Linked DNA regions of Homo sapiens: region 2 is linked to region 1. Evidence: chromatin contacts called from ENCODE Hi-C or POLR2A ChIA-PET data. All regions are on one chromosome and are shown on one strand. Each heading gives the region's core, a stretch centred on a gene start or an enhancer-like site at or near the end of the contact. The rest is flanking DNA. Distances are from core to core; before and after follow the strand shown. Region 1 holds the start of SUPT5H (SPT5 homolog, DSIF elongation factor subunit). Region 2 overlaps LTBP4 (latent transforming growth factor beta binding protein 4).

Region 1 (2,728 bases), core at 69-2,568:
GTAGCTGGGATTACAGGTGGGCGCCACCATGCCAAGCTAATTTTTTTGTATTTTTAGTAGAAATGGTGTTTCACCATGTTGACCAGGCTGGTCTTGAACTCCTGACCTCAGGTGATCCACTGTCTTGGCCTCCCACAGTGCTGAGATTACAGGTGTGAGCCACCAAGCCCGGCCTCAGCCAATGGTTTTTATATTTTTGTAGAGACAGGGTCCCGTTGTGTTACCGAGATTGCTCTCAAACTTCTGGGCTCAAGTGATCCTCCCAGCTTGGCCTCTCAAATCCTCGTTAATCCCTGAACACGGCGGACACACTCCCATCTCTGCACCTGCTGGTCCCCCTCACTGGAACACTACACTTCCAGCTAACCACGACTCACTCCCTCACCTCCAACAAGTTTTTGCTCAAATGTCACCCCTCAGACTCATGCTGATGACCCTATTTCAAGAGCAACCAGGACTCTCCATTCCCCTTTTCTGTTCTTTTCTCCAGAGTACCTTCCAGCTTACTATATAGTTTATTCCTTGGCTATATTTATTTACATTCCCGAAGGCAGACATTTTTAAAATCTTTTTGTTTACTGGTGTACCCTAAGAGCAAAGAATTGCGCCTGGTACATAGTAGGCACTACAAATATAGTTATGGAATGACTAGACATAACTAAAAAAAAAAACTAATGCTAAGTGCTTACTATATGCACACAGAGTAAACTTTCAAAACATCACCTGTTATCTCACTGGACCTGACCCATTTCTGGCCTCCAGAACCTGTCCCTTTGCTTGACTTCGACTTGCCTAATTCTCTATCTCTTGAGACAATCTGGGAGTTCCCAGAAGCCAGAGCCCGCTGTGAACCCCTCGAGCCTCCCACAGGGGCCTTTCTGCCCGGAGTCCTGTCCCCAGACGCAATGTCTCCCCCAGCGCCCCAGCCACAGACCTCGGCCTCCTCGCCGTCACTGCTGCGCTCGCTGTCCTCCTCCTCGGAAAAGTTGCTGTCCTCGCTGTCCGACATCTTCCGCTGCTGCTGGGAAAGACAGCAGCCTTGGCGCGTCCCACAATCCTGCGCTCCACCCCGAGCCTCAGTTTCCCCGCTGGTTCCCTGGGAGAAGAAAACCCCTTAGGGCGCTTCCGGCAGGCTCGTTTTGGCAATCGCGAAGCGGAGTGAGGACCCCCTCCTACGCCACATGCTAGACCTCCCCAGTTTCCGAATCTGTTCTCTACACCTCCCCGGCGCCCGGAACTGCCACCTCTGCACACGCACTTACCTCTCGGGCTCCACCTCCGCCTTCGGTACCAGCTGCTGTTCGCACGACGCCTGACTGGGGCTGACGGGTCCTCTCGCGAGAACCTACCCGTTGACCTCGCCTAACACGAGATTTCCGGGGCTGGCACGGGCGACGCACTTCCAGGTCGCCATCTTGAGAGAGGCAGGGCTGGCCTGGGCGGAGTGCGGGGCCGACATCTGCGGAGGGTTAGGAGGGGAAAGGTTTTTTCTACCCGCCGGCTCGGCGACCAGGCTGAAACTCATGTTTGAATTTAGTGAGCCGTTTGTTCGTTAGTCCGGAACACTAGCGCGGTAGGCCAAGCTGCGAGGAGGCGGCGAAATCAGCGAATAGCAAATTATAAAAGAAACAAGGCTTTATCTCCTAGGCCCTCTAAAGCATCCCCAGGAGATCCGTATCCCCGTTTTGGAGAGAACGCTGAAGCTCAGAAAAACTCAGTGGAAAGCGGCAGACCCAAGCCTCCTCGCCAAGTCTGAGTGACCGTGAAGCCCTGGTTTTTCCTTCTTTTTCTTTCTTTTTGTACTTTTTTTTTTTTTTTGGTAGAGTCGGGCTGTTGCCCGGCCTGGTCTCAAACTCCTCTAACTCAAACTAAAAAGCCATCCTCCGGCCTCGTCCTGCCAAAGTGCTGAGATCACAGGCATAACCTGCCGCGCCCGGCCCAAGTCCCTATTTTTCTTTCCAGGCTTCCTAAGTTCATTTAAAGGCGAATTTATCTATTAGTAATGACGGCTGACGAGTGATGGCAGAGTGGACAGGTGTAATGGAGAGATGAAAAATGAACCTTCGCCTGTAATCCCAGCGCTTTGGGAGGCTGAGGCGGGAGGATCACCTGAGGCCAGGTATTTGAGACTAGCATGGGCAACAAATTGAGACCCCATGTATCCAATTTTTGTGTTTTTTTTAATGTGGTGTGGTGGCGTGTGCCTGTGGTCCCTGCTACTCCAAAGGCTAAGGTGGGAGGATCACTTGAACCCATGTTGAGGCTTCAGTGAGCTATGATTGCACCACTGCACTCCAGACTGGGTAATAGAGACCCTGTCTCTAAAAAAAAAAAAAAAAAAAAATTAAAACTTAAATTTTTAAAAATTGAAAAATTAACCTGATAGGGGAAATTTTAAAAATCAGAAGTCTATGTCAGTCGCGGTGGCTCATGCCTGTAATCCCAACACATTGGGAGGCCGGGGCGGGCAGATTGCCTGAGGTCAGGAGTTCGAAACCAGTCTGGCCAACATGGTGAAACCCCGTCTCTACTAAAAATACAAAAAAATTAGCCGGGCGTGGTGGCATGTGCCTGTGATTCTAGCTACTCGGGAGGCTGAGGCAGGAGAATGGCGTGAACCCAGGAGGCGGAGCTTGCAGTGAGCCGAGATCGCGCCACTGCACTCCAGCCTGGGCGAGAGTGAGACTCAGTCTCAAAAAAAAAAAAAAAAAAAAGAAGCCTCAGGACA
Region 2 (2,728 bases), core at 94-2,593, 1.2 Mb before region 1:
AAAAGTCTGGGAGTCTGGAGGGATCTGGATCCAAAAGGCTTGAAAGGTCTAAAGGTGGTCCAGGGATGCTGAAGCTGTATAAGAATCTGAGAAGTTCTGAGGGGGCTCTAAGGCTGACAGAGGAACCCGGGAGTCTGGGGGGGTCCGAGGGAATTAAAGGCCCCAGGATGCTCTGGGACTTCTGAGGGCAGGGAGGGCGGGACCCAGCCTCAGCTCCCTGCTGGTTGCTCACAGATGCAGCTGCTGCGGGACGAGTCGAGCAGAAAGCCGTCGGGGCACACACACGTGTACCCGCCGCGCGTGTTTGCACACTCGCCGTGCTGGCAGCGCCCGCCAGTCGCGCACTCATCCACATCTGCCAGGGTTGGGGAGGTCACCGTGGAGTCAGGAACTTGATCCCTGCAAATCCCGCCCCCAGAACCAAGCCCCTCCCACCCCTGCCCCGTTGCACCTTCGCAGGACCCATTAACTCTTTCAAAGCCGGTTGGACAAGGTCCATCTGGGGCGCTCACTCTTTCGGAGTTCCCTGTGGCGAGAGGAGAGGGGTGGGCCAGGGACAGGTGGGCAGAGCGAGAATGGAGTGGGCAGAGACGAAGACGGGGTGGGAGGGACTAAAAGATGTTGGCTGTAGTTTAAGTGCAGGGACAGCCTTAGGTTGGCAGTTGAAATGGCAACATTGGAGACTCCCAAAGTATATGGTGGGGGGCCAAGGCACAAAGGCAGGGTGAGAACAGAGTGGCCAAAGTCAGAAAATGGGGTGGGTGGTCCCAGAGCGGTATGAAAAGCTCAGGACTGGAAGTCGCCTCCACAATGGGGTAGGCGTGGCTACAATTTGTGAACTGGGTTTATCTAGGGCAGAGTAGGAGGAACGGTGAGGTTGTCACCACTCCCCAGCTCCGAGCACTTCGGGGACGTCCTGGGGCTTACCCAGGCGCTCGGAGCACAGCTGACAGTCGTGAACGCCCCAGGCCAAGCCGGCCCCTCGGCAGCAGACCTCCTGCGTCCGGAGCCCGGGCAGCGGGGACGCGCACTGCGGGGAAGTGTTGGGTGAGCGCGCCCCCGCGCGGAGGCAAGCTCCGGGCCCCTCCCCACGGGCCTCCTCTCACTTCGCCTCCGCGCAGCTCCCGAAAGCAGTAACCGAAGCCCGAGGCATCTGAGTAGCCGTCCTCCCGCGGCGCGCTCTGTGCCAACACCGTGTAGGGCGCTGCCGCCTCCGCCCGCGCCGCCGCTTCCGCCCGCGCCACCGCCTCAGCGTCCGCCTCCTCCCAAGGGCCAGACACACGCTCCACCTGGTGCACCACCACCGACGCCTCCTGCGGGTGCTCCACGTGGACGCTCACCATAGATGCCACGCCTAGGGGAGGCACGGCCGGGCAAACGGATGTCTACACGGGTTCTTACGGGGTGGGGCTAGACAAGGCGGGGAGGGCGAGCTGGGCAAAGGTGCTCGGGAAGGCGGGAAATATGAGGGTCAGGGGCAAAGTGAAATGCTTGACAGGGGTCGGAGGGGACTCTGGCCACCCTTTCCTCACCGTGCTCGTCGTCGCGGTGGTTGGCCAGTGGCATAGTGTACACGGAGCGGGTGAGGCCTGGTACAGCCGGGGCCGGGGGCCGGGCGCCCGAGGAGTGCAACTGGCAGAACTTGCCAGCGAAGTCCGGGGGACAGAGGCAGCGGTCAGGCTTCACGCACACACCGCCATTGTGACAGATCAAGGGACACAGGACTGGGAGGAGAACGAGGACACTCAGGGGCGCCACCATTCCTGGCAGGTTCTCCTGGGGTCCCTACTCCCTCAAGGTATCATTCATTTCTAAGTCGCTCCGCCCTTAGCTGTCATGTGGCCCCGCCCCAATTCTGGCATCAGCATTGGCCCAGTCCAGTTGTTCAGCCATCAGAGGTACGGTCCCACCCACTAAGTCGGCAGGATCTCGCTCTATTGCCCAGGCTGGAATGCAGTAGCGTGATTATGGCTCTGCAGCCTCGACCTCCTAAGCTGAAGTGATCCTCCCATCTGAGCCTCCTAAGTAGCTGAGACGACAGGCGTGCACCACATCGGGCTACGTTTTTTAAAAATTTGGTAGAGGCGGGGTCTCACTATGTTGGCCAGGCTGGTCTTGAACTCCTGGGCTCAGGCAATCCTTCTGCCTCAGTCTCCCAAAGTGCTGGGATTACAGGCGTGAGCCCAGCCAGCCCTCAGGCTGTTTATTCACTTTCATGTCAACCTCTCGGATCCCAATTTCTGGCTGAGTCCACGGAGTTCCAGACCAGCCCAGACGGCGCTGACCCCGCCCATTCCGTAGTCCGACGGAACCCTTTGCTGTTCCAGCCCCTCCGACCCAATGCTGATCCCTTCCATTGACTCAAACCACATTTTAACCACTCCCTGGCATAACTCCCCGCCCAACTCTGTCTCCTTCGCATTCTATGCCCGCCCACACTCCCTCTGCTTGGTCCACGAAGTCCTACCTCCGCCCCCTGGCTGTGCCCCCTTTGTAGCCCCTCTCACATTACCTTCTACCCGCGGGATTCTAAACCCCGCCTATCCAGGAGCTTAACCTGCTGCCTCTAGCCCCTCCCACCTTCCTTTCCGCACTCTGATTCGCCCGGCTCACTTGTTCACGCCCCTCCCACCCCACCTCCAGGCTGTCCGGGTGCCCTAGTTCCGCCCACCGCGCTGTGTCTCCGCCCAACTTCTTTCTGGCTGGGGCTTTAGAGTTCTAGCTCGGC

Evidence for each region. Hi-C counts contacts between places; a loop is a spot of excess contacts on that map. ChIA-PET counts read pairs that join two places held with the same protein, here RNA polymerase II (POLR2A). Pooled maps may share reads with other maps.
Region 2: a pooled map shows a loop between it and region 1 (4-fold over the local background). The contact joins the enhancer-like site here to the promoter of SUPT5H in region 1. A Hi-C loop is called at or near these places in 2 of 50 pooled maps. POLR2A ChIA-PET finds 5 or more read pairs at or near these places in 2 of 52 experiments (CD8-positive, alpha-beta memory T cell and activated CD8-positive, alpha-beta memory T cell).

The regions. Positions count from the first base shown.
Region 1 is chr19:39,444,172-39,446,899 of GRCh38, reverse strand. It overlaps SUPT5H (SPT5 homolog, DSIF elongation factor subunit), which reads right to left and starts at 1,318. Exons shown (of 30, transcript NM_001111020.3): 1 at 1,263-1,318; 2 at 935-1,096. The coding sequence starts at 1,009. RefSeq lists enhancers at 889-1,108, 481-1,277, 1,249-1,518, 1,278-2,075.
Region 2 is chr19:40,604,031-40,606,758 of GRCh38, reverse strand. It overlaps LTBP4 (latent transforming growth factor beta binding protein 4), which reads right to left. Exons shown (of 30, transcript NM_001042545.2): 2 at 1,533-1,724; 3 at 1,107-1,354; 4 at 928-1,030; 5 at 452-526; 6 at 233-355. Among named protein-coding and RNA genes, the nearest start is that of LTBP4, 4.0 kb to the right of the region's middle. RefSeq lists an enhancer at 242-536 and a silencer at 900-1,149. Within about 2 kb of position 1,343, at least 36 of the 41 ENCODE cell types and tissues checked have a DNase peak (open chromatin) inside an H3K27ac peak, as active enhancers do.